Regions from separate parts of the Homo sapiens genome. Here all the other regions are linked to region 4. A link is a contact called in ENCODE Hi-C or POLR2A ChIA-PET data. All regions are on one chromosome and are shown on one strand. The core of a region is the stretch at or near the end of the contact, and the rest is flanking DNA. Distances in the headings are between cores, read along the strand shown.

Region 1 (3,282 bases), core at 769-3,268, 640 kb before region 4:
CATTAAATTGTAAGCTGTCCTACACCAGCACCTGTAGAAGTGCTGAAGTCTTCTGACATCATCTAAGAAGATGTCAAGGTAAAGAAAGCCTTGTAAGCCTGAAAAGCATTTTCTGGAAGCCCAGAGCAAAACCTACTTCCACTTTGAGTTCTAATCCCATAATAATTATGATAATCTAACATAAAGAAGCTATAATACTCTTCAAGATTGGGAAAATAACAATAACTCAAAGTTGAATACCATTTTTACAGTTCACAACATACTTCCATAGACTTTACCCCATTTAATCCAGGCAACTATCCAGTGAGGTAGGAATTATCTTTCCAGAGAAGAAAACTGAAGCACAGGTTACACAACCTGCCCAAGATCCCATAGCTGCCTCAGGGCAGATGGAAATCAGCATTGAAGCATGCTGACTCCAAAACCCTCCATGCTTATACTAGGCTAATTTTCTTATTTCCAGGATATTATGCTGTTGCCTAAATGTACTACGGTTCATTCCTTGAGACATATTATACTGTTATCTTCAAAGGCTGAAAGGGGCAAGAAAGGTCCAACAGCTAATAAAACTTGTGTGTGGTTTTTGTTTTGTTTTGTTTTGAGAAGGAGTTTCGCTCTTGTTGCCCAGGCTGGGGTGAAATGGCGCGATCTTGGCTCACTGCAACCTCGGCCTCCTGGGTTCAAGCAATTCTCTTGCCTCAGCCTCCCAAGTAGCTAGGGTTACAGGCGCACGCCACCATGCCCGGCTAATTTTTGTATTTTTAGTAGAAACGAGGTCTAGCCATGTTGGCCAGGCTGGTCTCAAACTTCTGACCTCAGGTGATCCACCCGCCTCGGCCTCCCAAAGTGCTGGGATTACAGGCGTGAGACACCGCTCCCGGCCCTAATAAAACTTTGTATCACAGCTACATAAATTAAAACACTTGAAGAGCAACTATCTTTTAGGGATAAAGAGCCAACACCGGTAGAAAACGCAGCAAAGGATGTAGTTTCTGCACATCGCCTTAAATCTCTAAGATTTAAGTGTAAATTACAAGATGTAGTTAAAACCCACAATGACAGTGGGGTTACCACCTTGCAAGAAACTTCAAGGGAAATCACCAGACAACGTCTCATTTCACTCTGGCCCATAAGCTGCAACTAAAACCAGGTTGAAAGCCTGTAAGTGGCCTTCTGCAGTCTACCTGCTAGTGTATGGCAAACCCTCATGGAGTGGGGTTGTAAAGTGAAACAGCCTCTGCCTTGAAAAATCATAATTCAAGTGACCAATGTTGCTACACAACGACTAGATATGCCATATCCCTGGCTTAGGGTTTCTGAGGACCCCTGGGACTCCAGTTCACTGCAAACAAAGGACCCAACATGCATTTGGTCTTCCCCTGCTAAATGGGACAAGTTACCACCAGCAAACAAAGAATACCTCACCCCTTGGCCTCCCCCAGTGACAAGGTCGGTGCAAAAGGGGGCAAACTAGGGGGGCCAGAAGGCACCGGGCCTCCCTCTGGACGAACGGTCCGGGCAGCACCGGGAAGGAGGAGAAGTAGACAAAGGTCTCGGGGCACTCAGGAGGCTTCCTCCAGGCCCTGCCTGGGGAAACGGCGCATCCCGAGGCGAAGGCGTCGTTGCGCCAATGAAGCGGCCTCTCCCACGGCCTCCGCGGAGCCCCTGGCTGCGAGGCCCGCCCCGGCGGACCGGTCTGGCCCCCGCCCCCGCCCGGGCTCCATGGCAACGGCAGGCCGAGGCCTGGCTGCCCACGGATCGGCCGGGCCGGCTTCCCGGGCAGGCCTAGGATGCCCGGCCTGCTCCTCGGGCCCGCCGGCGTCTCCGCCCCACTCTCCGCCAGGCTGGCGGTCGGACCGGGCCCCCTCCTCACGACGACCACCCCCGGCCGCGGCAGGCTCCTCAAGAGGGCACGAAAGGGGAGAATAAAAAGCCCAATTCACCTGTTGTTACAGATGTGAAACAAGCCTCTGTGCACCGCGCATGAGCCGCGGCTCCCCCAACCACGGCCGGACTACAACTCCCAGCAGCGGCGGCGCGGCCCCTTCCGAGTCCCGTGGCGGAAGTCCCGCCACCGGCCCGGCGTTCCCCACCCGGCGTCACGGAGCCCGCCTGCGGCGCACGGCTCCGCTCCCCCGCGGGCCTGGAGCCCGGCCCCACCTGGGACTCGTCGTAGCCGCTCGGGGCACCCAGCGCCCGGGATGCCCCAGCACCCGGCCCAATGGGGCGCGGCGGCGGTGCAGGCGGGACTTCCGGCGGAGTCGCGAAGGGGACGGGTTGGCGCCGGCTGCTCTGGGGTCGCAGAGCGAGCGGGTTTGGGTGGCGGGGTCGGGCGTCAAGTTGCTGCCTTTCTCGGCGACTTAGCTGCCTGCAGTGTGAAAGCGGGAAGGGTCTTCTCGCCCTCTGCGAGCCACCCGCGCCTCCTGATGCGAATAAACAGCCCGGGTCATGGCTGAGCGGGGAACGGTTTCCAGCTCGGGCTCCGGGATTCCACCCGCCTTCCCCGCCACAGCTCGTAGCCACGCCTCTTCTCTTCCCCATCTCCCCTCTAATCTGTTTTTTTAGGGAGGTGAGCATTTTTGTCTTGTCTCCCCAGTTTGCAGGGAAGATGAAATCAACGTGTTGGTTCGTTGATTTCGTAAACTGTACAACGTTAGGCAAAGGACAAGGTGGCACTTGCTGGTCGCGGGGAGAGTGCCAGTCATAGTTGCTGGAAATCTGGAGGTCCGCCCGGCCACATCACCTCTTAGGAATGAGAAAGGGGATTGTCCCAATTACACGCTGTAGTCCTCTAGATAAGGTTCAAGTATAGGTTCAGTGGAATTCAGCTTCAAAAGGAAACAACGCAGTGGCGTAGCTCTGAAGCTGGGTCAGGATTTTACAGAGTATGGTTTTAAGATGTGGCCTTTAGGCCGGGCGTGGTGGCTCACGCCTGTAATCCCAGCACTTTGGGAGGCCAAGGCGGGTGGATCACCTGCGGTCAGGAGTTCAAAACCAGCCTGGCCAACATGGTGAAACCCCGTCTCAACTAAAAATGCAAAAAAATTAGCTGGGCGTGGTGGCGGGCGCATATAATCCTAGCTACTTCGGGAGGCTGAGGCAGGAGAATCACTTGAACCCGGGAGGCGGATGTTGCAGTAAGCCGAGATCGTGTCATTGAACTCCAGCCTGGGCGACAAGAATGAAACTTAAAAAAAAAAAAAAAAAAAGATGTGACCTTTGAGGCTGTATGAAGAATTAGTGCCATATCCCGTCACTTTTGTGTGCAAACAGTTCAACATG
Region 2 (2,972 bases), core at 451-2,950, 660 kb before region 4:
GTCTCTACTAAAAATACAAAAAATTAGCCAGGCCTGGTGGCAGGCGCCTGTAGTCCCAGCTACTTGGGAGGCTGAAGCAGGAGAATCGCTTGAACCCGGGAGGCGGAGGTTGTAGTGAGGCAAGATCGCGCCACTGCAATCCAGCCTGGGCAACAAGAGTGAAACTCCATCTCAAAAAAAAAAAAAAAAAAGAAAGAAAACCTCTACATCTGAGCAGGCATGAATTACTCCTCCCCCAAGTTCTCTGGAATCAAGGGGAAAATTGATGCATCAGATACCATGAGAGGTACCTCGCTTCTTTTTCTTGTTTTTTGGATTAATCTCAGAGCAGAAAGGGAAGAGATATCTACCTAGGGTAAGCTTGTACCAGACACAAGGCTTAACCAGGTCATGAAGAGGTCTGCTAGGAACATGGGGGGCCATATCATTCTCCACTCTAGCCTCTGGCAGCTCCAAAAGGAGCTGTATATATGCACATGTGCACCTGCGTGTACACTGATCACCTGGGGAGCTTTTTCACCGCATGGACATCCAGCTCCCCACAGGGGACCTGAGAATGGGAGCGATGTTGGAGGCGACTCTATATTTTCAAAAAGTGCTTCCAAGCGTTCTGATGTAACTCTGCTGCCTGGTTTGAGACTGTTTCCTTGGGACAGACTCCTGTGTCAAGTGGCCAGGATGGAGGACACCTGATCCTGTCTCCCTCTAAGCGGTAACTTGTAAAGCAACTAAGAGTCAAGCAGTTAAGCAGTTAAGAAACCATATCTAAGTGGACTTGGCCGGGGCGGGGGGGGTTTCGTCACAGAGGGACCCAACTTCGAGTAGCCCATTACACCCACTGGTTTAACAATAGAGCTGCACTGAGACCACCACCCCGCCCCCACCTTCAGCTCTATAAGGTTGGTGGAGGCTGGCGCTCTCTACCCATCCTTGATGCTTTCAACAGTTTTATCCTCTGCACTATTTGGGAGGCACAAAGCTGGAATCCACCAGAACAGTCATTCTGTCTCTATTTGAGATCCTGATGTCCCAGGAGTTACTTTGGGCTATTTCTCACACTGGTGAGGGCATGCTTGTCCCTAGAAGCTCTAGCCCTTGGCCACTCATCCTGGCAGGAGTTGGACTTTTACTCGTTTTCCCCACTCCCTCGAGGTCTCGCACCTCTCACCTATTCTTGCCGGGAGCAGGTACTCTAAGGGTCCATTCGGGCCTGTGCCACGCTAAGCTTTACAAACAGCAAGGCCGCTGCCCGCCGACGGATGGCGAACTTGGCCACTATGGAAGAGAGGACCCCCGGCCGCCAGGCCCGATTTCGGCCCGCGCCCCTAGCTCTGCCATCCCAGGAGTCAAGGGCGCTGCGGACCGCCCGCCCCCGCCGATGCCCTCACCGTTCACCAAGCTTCCGTCGCCTTCCCCAGGCCCGCCGGGGGCCATCCCTGACTCGGCCTCGGCGGCTTCCTTGGTGTGGTCGGGGTGGGCGCAGCTTGAAGAGAAGCCGCGCGAGCGACCCTGTCGCCCAGCAGCGCGGGGACCCAGCGGCTGCAGGCGCGGAGAGATGCCGGCGGCCAGCGCCATGAGTCTCCTAGCGGCCGCCATCGTGCTCCCGCCGACCCCGAGGCCTGTGCGCGGCAGGGACCGGGCGAAGAGAACGGGAGCGGCCGGCCCGAGCGCCGCGCGCCCCCTGCGGGCCGGGCGGACCCGAAGCCCAAGCCTAGGCGAGGGCATCAGCAGCCCGTCCTCGCTCACCACAGCCCTGGGCCTTCAGTAGGCGGGCTCGGCGCTGCCCAGGGCTAGGACCCTGCAGAGCTCACTCTCCAGCAAATCTAAACCAGCAGTCGTGTGGATGGAAGGCAGGAAGATGGAATGAGGCTGTTGGGGGGAAAATAATGCTAGGCCTTAGCTCAATGTCATCTAAGGAAGCGAAGTTAGTTCCCTCTAGGTCCTACCAATTGTTCCTAACTACCTCTCACGTGCCTCTGGCAAATTGGCAGCCCCATCTTATTTAACGGCTTACAAAGTAAACCTGGTGAAGATCTGGAGCCAGGGCCAGGCGCCGTGGCTCATGCCTGCAATCCCAACACTTTGGGAGGTTGAGGCGGATGGATCCCCTGAGCCCAGGATTTTGAGACCAGTCTGGGCAGCATAGTGAAACCCCAACTCTATTAAAAGTTTAAAAAACGAAAAAGAAAATCTGGAGCCAGGCCAAGGAAGACCTCTTCAGGAAACAGATTTAATCCCCAGGGCTGGAGGGGAAGGTGAAAACACCCAGCTTTGGAAACTGCCAAGAATTGAGCTGGTCCAGCGTAAAGTCCAGCAGTGAAAGTGCTGTTCCTCGCCAGGCGCAGTGGCTCACGCCTGTAATCCCAGCACTTTCGGAAGCCGAGGCAGGCAGATCACCTGAGGTCAGGAGTTCGAGACCAGCCTGGCCAACATGGTGAAACCCCATCTCTACTAAAAATACAAAAATTAGCCGGGCATAGTGTCGCGCGCCTGTAATCCCAGCTACTCGGGAGGCTGAGGCAGGAGAATCGCTTGAACCCAGGAGGCGGAGGTTGCAGTAAGCCAAGATCATGCCACTGCACTTCAGCCTGGGTGACAGAGCAAGGCTCCATCTCAAAAAAAAAAAAAAAAAAAAAAAAGGAAAAGAAAATGGTATCTGAAAGCTGAAGGAGACAACAGTCTAGACAGAAAGGCCCCACCTGGACAGCAGGACCCAAGCCCTTTGTGGCACTTGAGGAAGCCCTCAGGATAGCACTCTTTTCTGACAGCCATTTGGCATAAGGCTGAAATGCCATGATTTCTTAGTTGCCTCTAAAGAAGCCAAAATGAAGAGCTATACACAAAGCAACACTGGCCATGAGTTGTTAATTGTTGAAGCTGGGTGACAGGTACTTGCAGGTTCATTATACTATTTTTTCTAGTTTACAACACATGTGTTGAACAGATGTTTAGATTTTTATGTTAAAAAAAAA
Region 3 (2,949 bases), core at 174-2,673, 630 kb after region 4:
TGGCCAGGCTGGTCTCGAACTCCTGACCTCAGGTGATTCACCCGCCTTGGCCTCCCAAATTGCTGGGATTACAGGCGTGAGCCACTGTGCCCGGCCCACTTTGCCTATCTTATGGTACTGTTGCATGAGATAATACTAGAGTGAAAGCACTTTTGCAAGTTAACAGCTTAACCCACACACAGGAGGGCAATGGTTGTAAAGCACATTACAAGTACCAAGTACAAAAAAGAAGGATCACTATGGACTCCATTGCTCCCTCCACCTCCCCTTCAACTGCCATGGAGTTTTCCACACCTCATCCCACCTCCACCCTGTGCTCCAGCCACTTTGCTGATGGTGCGTTGTGGTCAGCTTCTGAGGTCAGGGGACCTGTGTGTCTCGTCTTTGCCCCACCCCTCAGTGCTGAGCACCCCTCACCTGCAATGGGGGCTCGGTAACTCTCGGTGAATTAGATTTCTTCAGCTGGACAAATAGCCTCCTTAAAGTCTTTAAACGCTTCTTGCTTGACACCTTTACAGTTTTATCCCAGAACACTTGAGCTAGGGGAGGCCTTGGACACTGAGTTCATCAATGTCATTTCAGCAGTGGAGACCCAGGGAGGTGGCGTGACTGGAAAATGGCAGGGCCTGGGCCGGAACTCAGGTGTCCCAGCTGACTGTCTTTCTCATGCTTTTTCCCTTTCATAGACTCTTAAGAATATTTGGAAATGTGGTACAGCAAATATTAGAGGTTTATCAAGTATTTCTAAAAGCAACTACAGACAAAGGGAAACGAAGCACAAATTTTGAAATCGAATGTATAGACAGACCTTAGGGGATGTTAAGTTGGTATGTTGCAAATAAATAATACACATTGTGGCTCTAAGTGTGAGTCTGGTTTTTTGTGTTCACTAGGATTTAATTTTAATAACATCATGAATTCACGGCAGTTTTGAAATAGGGCTAATATACTGTTGTGAAGTTGACGACAACTGCGGTGTCTTTGGTTTCTTTTTGAAATGGCTGGAGTGCTGGTGGTTAAGTTTTATGCTCTCGTGTCTGCTTTCTCACTTCCTGTTTTAAAATAAATGCTTGGTTTTACACGGCTTTGTGCACACGGAGGAGCTAGTTCTGATTGATGTCATTCTTTCTATTTTAGGAGCTCCCAGATTCATTGAAGGAGCAGACACACCTGAGAGAATGGTACATAAGCAATACCTTGATTCAAATCATTCCTACATATATTCAGTTATTTCAAGCGATGAGAATTCTGGATCTGCCAAAAAACCAAATCTCACATCTTCCAGCAGAAATCGGTATGTCAACTTAGCAGGGGTCTTCGGGCCTCTGGTGTGTTAAGCAGGCAGCTGTCAGGCAGGTGACAGACACTGTGCAGACACCGTGTTTCCTCTCCAGCTTCCCCAGGAAGTGGTTGGGCAGGGCCGTTTGGAGGCTCCCCAGAGCTGCTTGTTTGCAGCATCCCTTTGGGTGGTGAGGTCGGCGTCTCGCCTGTATAACTCAGCACACAGGACACTTGCCAATTGCTCAGAAACCAGAAGTTTCATGAGTGAGCAATATTTTATTTAGGAACTCTGTGTTTATTTTCTTTTTGTTTTAAACCTATAAACGTGCAGTATGCTTATTAGAAATGTAATGTATTGCTCTTATACATTAGTCCATTGATAAATCTAGTTTAGCTTATGTTGTCTTTTTTTTTCTTTTCCTTGAGACGGAGTTTCGCTCTTGTTGCCCCAGCTGGAGTGCAATGGCACAATCTCGGCTCACTGCAACCTCTGCCTCCCTGGTTCAAGTGATTCTCCTGCCTCAGCCTCCCAAGTAGCTAGGGTTACAGTCACGTGCCACCAGCTGATTTTGTATTTTTTTTTTTAGTAGAGAAGGGGTTTCACCATGTTGACCAGGCTGGTCTCAAACTCCTGACCTCAGGTGCTCTGCCTGCCTCGGCTTCCCAAAGTGCTGGGATTACAGGCATGAGCCACAGTAACCAGCCTGATGTCTTTTTGATGGATCAAAATTTTATAATTCTCAGTCATTATTCAGTTGTGTTATCTTAAAATGAAAATGACAGTGATCATTATTGCTTCTCTTTTTCCTGGGGTGCAAGGAGTGAAGGTCTGGAGCTGCATGGAGCTCCATTCTTACACATGTGCCCTGGGACCAGTGGTTTCGCATAGTTATGTGAAAATTTACCAGAAGCCAAGACCCTGTGGGACAGGTGGCTTGTGGAGCCTCTGGTGTTCATACATGTCTTGCTGGCTGTGTCAAGACTACAAGGCTCTGACCACCCTCTTACCCAGGCCGATCTTGGGGATGCATATGCATGTACTAACCTTGAGGGATGAGGAGACACCTGCTCCCAGGCAAAGAGCAGCCTTGCTAACCACTTGCTGTAAAAGTGGTGGGTTCCCCAAGCTCAGGGTTCTCAGCTGTGATGTATATGTGCATAGCATCTATCCAGGCCATCTGCATCACGCTTGGTAAACTTAGCTGTAAGTGCAACTCACATCAGTATGCTGTGTTGGACCAGGAGCCTCGTGTCTTCTGTCGGTATCCATGAAACAGGAATAGGCAAAATTTATTAGCTTCTAAGCAGGGTAAAATCAAATTTTAGACCCAACAAGGATAAGTACTTCTGTTTCCTTGCCTAGTTTCTGGAAAGGTAGAAAGGACCTTAGAATTTCTATGACTGAAAAGTACCATTTTTGACATGTAAGGGGTCATTTACCTCCTGCCCCTTTATTTTGCAAATTGGAGAGACCCACTGACTGAATCATTAACTGACTGAATCATTATCATTTACATATTACACTAAGGAACTTCTTCAGAGCCTGGGCTAGAAGCCAGATTTCACTATTTGCAGGTCATTTTTGGGCAAGCTCATGGTATATTTAAATAACTGGATAGAGTTTCTGAGGACTGAGTTACTTTTAAAAACCCTTTTTAGGCTGGAGGC
Region 4 (3,339 bases), core at 64-2,563:
TTTTTTGAGACGGAGTCTCGCTATATCGCCCAGGCTGGAGTGCAATGGTGCGATCTGGGCTCACTACAACCTCCGCCTCCTGGGTTCAAGCGATTCTCCTGCCTCAGCCTCCCGAGTAGCTGGGATTACAGGCGCACCACCACGCCCAGCTAATTTATTTTTTATTTTCATTCATTTATTTATTTTTTTGAGATGGAGTCTTGCTCTGTCGCCAGGCTGGAGTGCAGTGGCACAATCTGGGCTTACTGCAACCTCCGCCTCCTGGGTTCAAGCGATTCTCCTGCTTCAGCCTCCCGCGTACCTGGAATTACAGCCGTGCGCCACCACGCCCGGCTAAATTTTGTATTTTTAGTAGAGATGGGGTTTCGCCATGTTGGCCAGTGTGGTCTGGAACTCTTGACCTCAGTTACTCCGCCCGCCTCGGCCTCCTAAAGTGCTGGGATTACAGGCGTGAACCACCGCGCCCGGCCCACTTTCAGTTTTTAACCACTGTTTCTCAATTGGAAGACACATCCTTTCCTTTCCGTTACCAATTGCTGGTAAAATCCGATTCAAAATTCTAGTGGAAAAACAACAGCAACAACAACACAAAAAACGCTAACCCTATGAACCCCCAATGTCAAAATGATCTATCGCCAAAAACTCTTCAGCGTCTAGAAAGTTTAGCTATTGGATTTACGCGTTCCTATCTCTCCTTCCAAAAATAACAACTCGTAGCTCTTTCAAGTTATTCTACTTAGTCTCATCTTATCATTTCTGTAGGAAAGTGATTAATACCCTTTTTTTCATGACATTGCCTCTAAGGCCCCAAGAACCACACAGGAGAGGGGAGCTGCCGCCTTGGAGACTTCGGGTGGGGGCAGAGCGCCGCGCCGAGGTGGAGGTAGGAGCCCCGAGGGCACAGCGGGAAGGAAGGCGGAGGAGGCTGCCGGGAGCTCGGCCTCCGAGCAATCCCCCGCCTCGCTGGGCTTCCATGCTTGCTAAAGGGTCGAGATGAACGGGCAAGGGAGAGAGAGGGCGAGGAAAAATAAAAAAGAGAGGGGCGAGTGGGACGAGGGGCCCGGGAGCAGCCGCGGCCGCGTTACCTCAGAGCCCAGAGGCCTGGGGGAGGGGCCCTCGGCGCTGCCGCGGACTCCGGGGCTCCCGGCGGGCAGGTCCTGCAGGGCCGCGGAGCGAGAAGGCTGATGTCTCGGGTGTCTCGGGGAGTTCTCCCGACGTCGCCTGCTGTTTGTCAGTCGCCAGCTGTGACACGGTAGCGGGCCGGGTCACGCTGCCCCCGGCCGCCAGGCGGGTTGCGGGAGGGGTCGCGGTGCCGCCTCTCCAGGTCCGGTCTGGCCCACATCACTGGGGCCGGGGGTTTATTGTTCCGGAGAGCCACAGGCACGGTCGGCCTGGACCCGCCGGGCAGTGTTCCGCTCTGCCCGTCCCGGCCTGGGGTCAAGCCAACAGCTGCAAGGCACGCCGACTGGCGGCAGATCGGTGGCCCGTGTGTGTCTCTTTAAGGGGCCGGGCCTGCGAAGCTGAGGGGCGGGTGGGGTGTGCGTCGCTCCCGGTGTGAGGGTGAGAGGGAGAGAGCGGCTGGCGGGCGTCCGAGGGAGGGAGGGAGCGACGAGCGAGGTAGCGACGCGGGCCGCCCCTGCCGCCGCCGCCGCCGCCGCCGCCGCCGCCGCGGTCGGACCTGCGGCCTCCTCCCCTCCCCTCCCCCGCGTCGCCCTGCTGCGGGGAGGGGGCTCGCGTCGCCGTCTCCAGCCGCTCCCGATGAAGCAGCTGCAGCCGCAGCCGCCTCCGAAGATGGGGGATTTCTACGACCCGGAGCACCCGACCCCTGAGTAAGTATCAGCTCCGCGGCCCCCCGCTGCTGTCGGCCGCCTTATCCCCAGCCGAGGGCGGCGCGTCCTGACGGGTGGCGGCGCGGGCCGGCGCGAGGAGTAACAGGCCCACGGTGGCCTCGCGCGGTCGGTGTCGGGAGCAGGCCCGCGCCGCCACTTCGAGCCGCTTGGCCGGGGCCGCAGCAGGCCCGCGGTTGGGCCCGGCGTTGGCGCCGCTGCTCGTGTCGCGGCGGCGGTTGGGCCGGGCCGGTGGGGGAGGGGCGGCCACGGTCCCTACGGTTACCGCCGTGTCCGCACCGACCCGGCCATCCCGGGGCTCGGCGGTCCTCTCGGGCTCCTCGTGGCTCGTCCGGGCCCCGCTGCTAGCCAAAGGGCAGAGTCGGAGGAGCTGCCGGTGCCGGGCCCGGCAAGAGGGCGCCGGTGAGGGTAGGCCGCGAATCCCCGGGCTCGGGTGGAAGCTCGACCCGTCGCCCGACCTCCCCGCGACGGCGGCGCCTCGGACCGGAAGGGCCTAGCGCGGGTTGCCTGGCCCCCGGGCCGTGGAGGGGCCCGCGCTGCACTCCTGAGTTTGATTTTTTCCTCCTGGGAACTCGATCCTGGCCTTGCAGTGCTTCCGGATTCACATTGTGCACCTTTGGCACTTGGGTTTTGTAATGGCGAGGTTTGTGTGGTCCCGTTGTTGAGGTGACACCGGGTTTGTTTTTCCGCTTGAAAATGAAAGCCTCCTGAGGGACATACATTTTCTTGCAGGTTGTGAGATTTTCACACTTTCGGACACAATTTTCTTGGTAACAGGAATCTCTTACCCTAAACGGATGACTTTCTATTTCTTGTGAAGACTTGGTTAAAAACCAAGAATCGTTTGAGGATTCTCTAAAGAAGACAATGTTGTGGAAAACCGACACACAGTTTTGCCCAATAGTAATTTTTCAGTCTAGGACACCTTTACATTTCTCTTGAGGTCTGAATCTGCTGCTGTATCTGCTATCTCAGAAAGCCTGGAGTCACTTCTTTCCCTGAACCCTCACGAGACCATTGTTTTGAAAAGCCGTTCTTAAACACCGTTTGCTGGTGTTAGACCTAGGAATATACTATTGATTTAAAACTTATCGGTTGATAGGGGTTTCACATGAAACTGTCAAACTTTTATGACCAGGATGATTCCAAGAGCTTTGCTGTTTTGACACATTTTACCTTAGGTTTGCTCTGGCTCGTTTTTGAATCCCTTGCCACATCTTCTCACATTGGTCCAGAAATGTCTGGATCTTAATTGATAGTTTTGATTGCAACACAAACGGATTCTGTTGAGGTGTTGGTCATTTCTGCACAACAAGATAAATCATTATTTTGCTTTTCTAAAAACCCAACTCTTACTTGCAATAGTAAGTTAACATGGCTTTTTCCTTTCATGGGTTCTTGGCCATTGGTTAACATTACCTTAATTAGATTGGTCTTTTTGTTTTGCTACTGGCAGGGTCAGTTAGGTAAGATTGTTTTGATTTACTGCACC

The links. A loop is a pair of places that touch in the nucleus more often than their neighbours do. ChIA-PET counts read pairs that join two places held with the same protein, here RNA polymerase II (POLR2A). Pooled maps may share reads with other maps.
Region 1: a loop to region 4 is called in a map of CD8-positive, alpha-beta T cell, with 10 times the contacts of the local background. The contact joins the promoter of DHX30 here to the promoter of KIF9-AS1 in region 4. A Hi-C loop is called at or near these places in 1 of 168 maps with a recorded cell type or tissue (CD8-positive, alpha-beta T cell) and 9 of 50 pooled maps. POLR2A ChIA-PET finds 5 or more read pairs at or near these places in 2 of 52 experiments (MCF 10A and naive thymus-derived CD8-positive, alpha-beta T cell).
Region 2: a pooled map shows a loop between it and region 4 (3-fold over the local background). The contact joins the enhancer-like site here to the promoter of KIF9-AS1 in region 4. A Hi-C loop is called at or near these places in 2 of 50 pooled maps. POLR2A ChIA-PET finds 5 or more read pairs at or near these places in 3 of 52 experiments (CD4-positive, alpha-beta T cell, CD8-positive, alpha-beta memory T cell and naive thymus-derived CD8-positive, alpha-beta T cell).
Region 3: a loop to region 4 is called in a pooled map, with 6 times the contacts of the local background. The contact joins the enhancer-like site here to the promoter of KIF9-AS1 in region 4. A Hi-C loop is called at or near these places in 2 of 37 single-sample maps with no recorded cell type and 6 of 50 pooled maps. POLR2A ChIA-PET finds 5 or more read pairs at or near these places in 1 of 52 experiments (PC-9).

The regions. Positions count from the first base shown.
Region 1 is chr3:47,801,874-47,805,155 of GRCh38, reverse strand. It overlaps DHX30 (DExH-box helicase 30), which reads right to left and starts at 2,018. Exons shown (of 22, transcript NM_138615.3): 1 at 1,944-2,018. RefSeq lists silencers at 224-420, 1,598-2,447 and an enhancer at 1,348-1,873.
Region 2 is chr3:47,823,664-47,826,635 of GRCh38, reverse strand. The region is part of intron 4 of DHX30 (DExH-box helicase 30); the gene reads right to left. Among named protein-coding and RNA genes, the nearest start is that of DHX30, 22 kb to the right of the region's middle. RefSeq lists a silencer at 1,541-1,830. Within about 2 kb of position 1,700, at least 29 of the 41 ENCODE cell types and tissues checked have a DNase peak (open chromatin) inside an H3K27ac peak, as active enhancers do.
Region 3 is chr3:46,537,390-46,540,338 of GRCh38, reverse strand. LRRC2 (leucine rich repeat containing 2) reads left to right here. Exons shown (of 9, transcript NM_024512.5): 4 at 1,138-1,294. Among named protein-coding and RNA genes, the nearest start is that of LRRC2-AS1, 19 kb to the left of the region's middle. RefSeq lists an enhancer at 1,218-1,277. Within about 2 kb of position 1,423, at least 16 of the 41 ENCODE cell types and tissues checked have a DNase peak (open chromatin) inside an H3K27ac peak, as active enhancers do.
Region 4 is chr3:47,162,344-47,165,682 of GRCh38, reverse strand. It overlaps KIF9-AS1 (KIF9 antisense RNA 1), which reads right to left and starts at 1,313. Exons shown (of 7, transcript NR_033373.1): 1 at 1,086-1,313. SETD2 (SET domain containing 2, histone lysine methyltransferase) reads left to right here and starts at 1,570. Exons shown (of 21, transcript NM_014159.7): 1 at 1,570-1,829. The coding sequence starts at 1,759. RefSeq lists silencers at 1,068-1,117, 1,168-1,917, 1,968-2,277.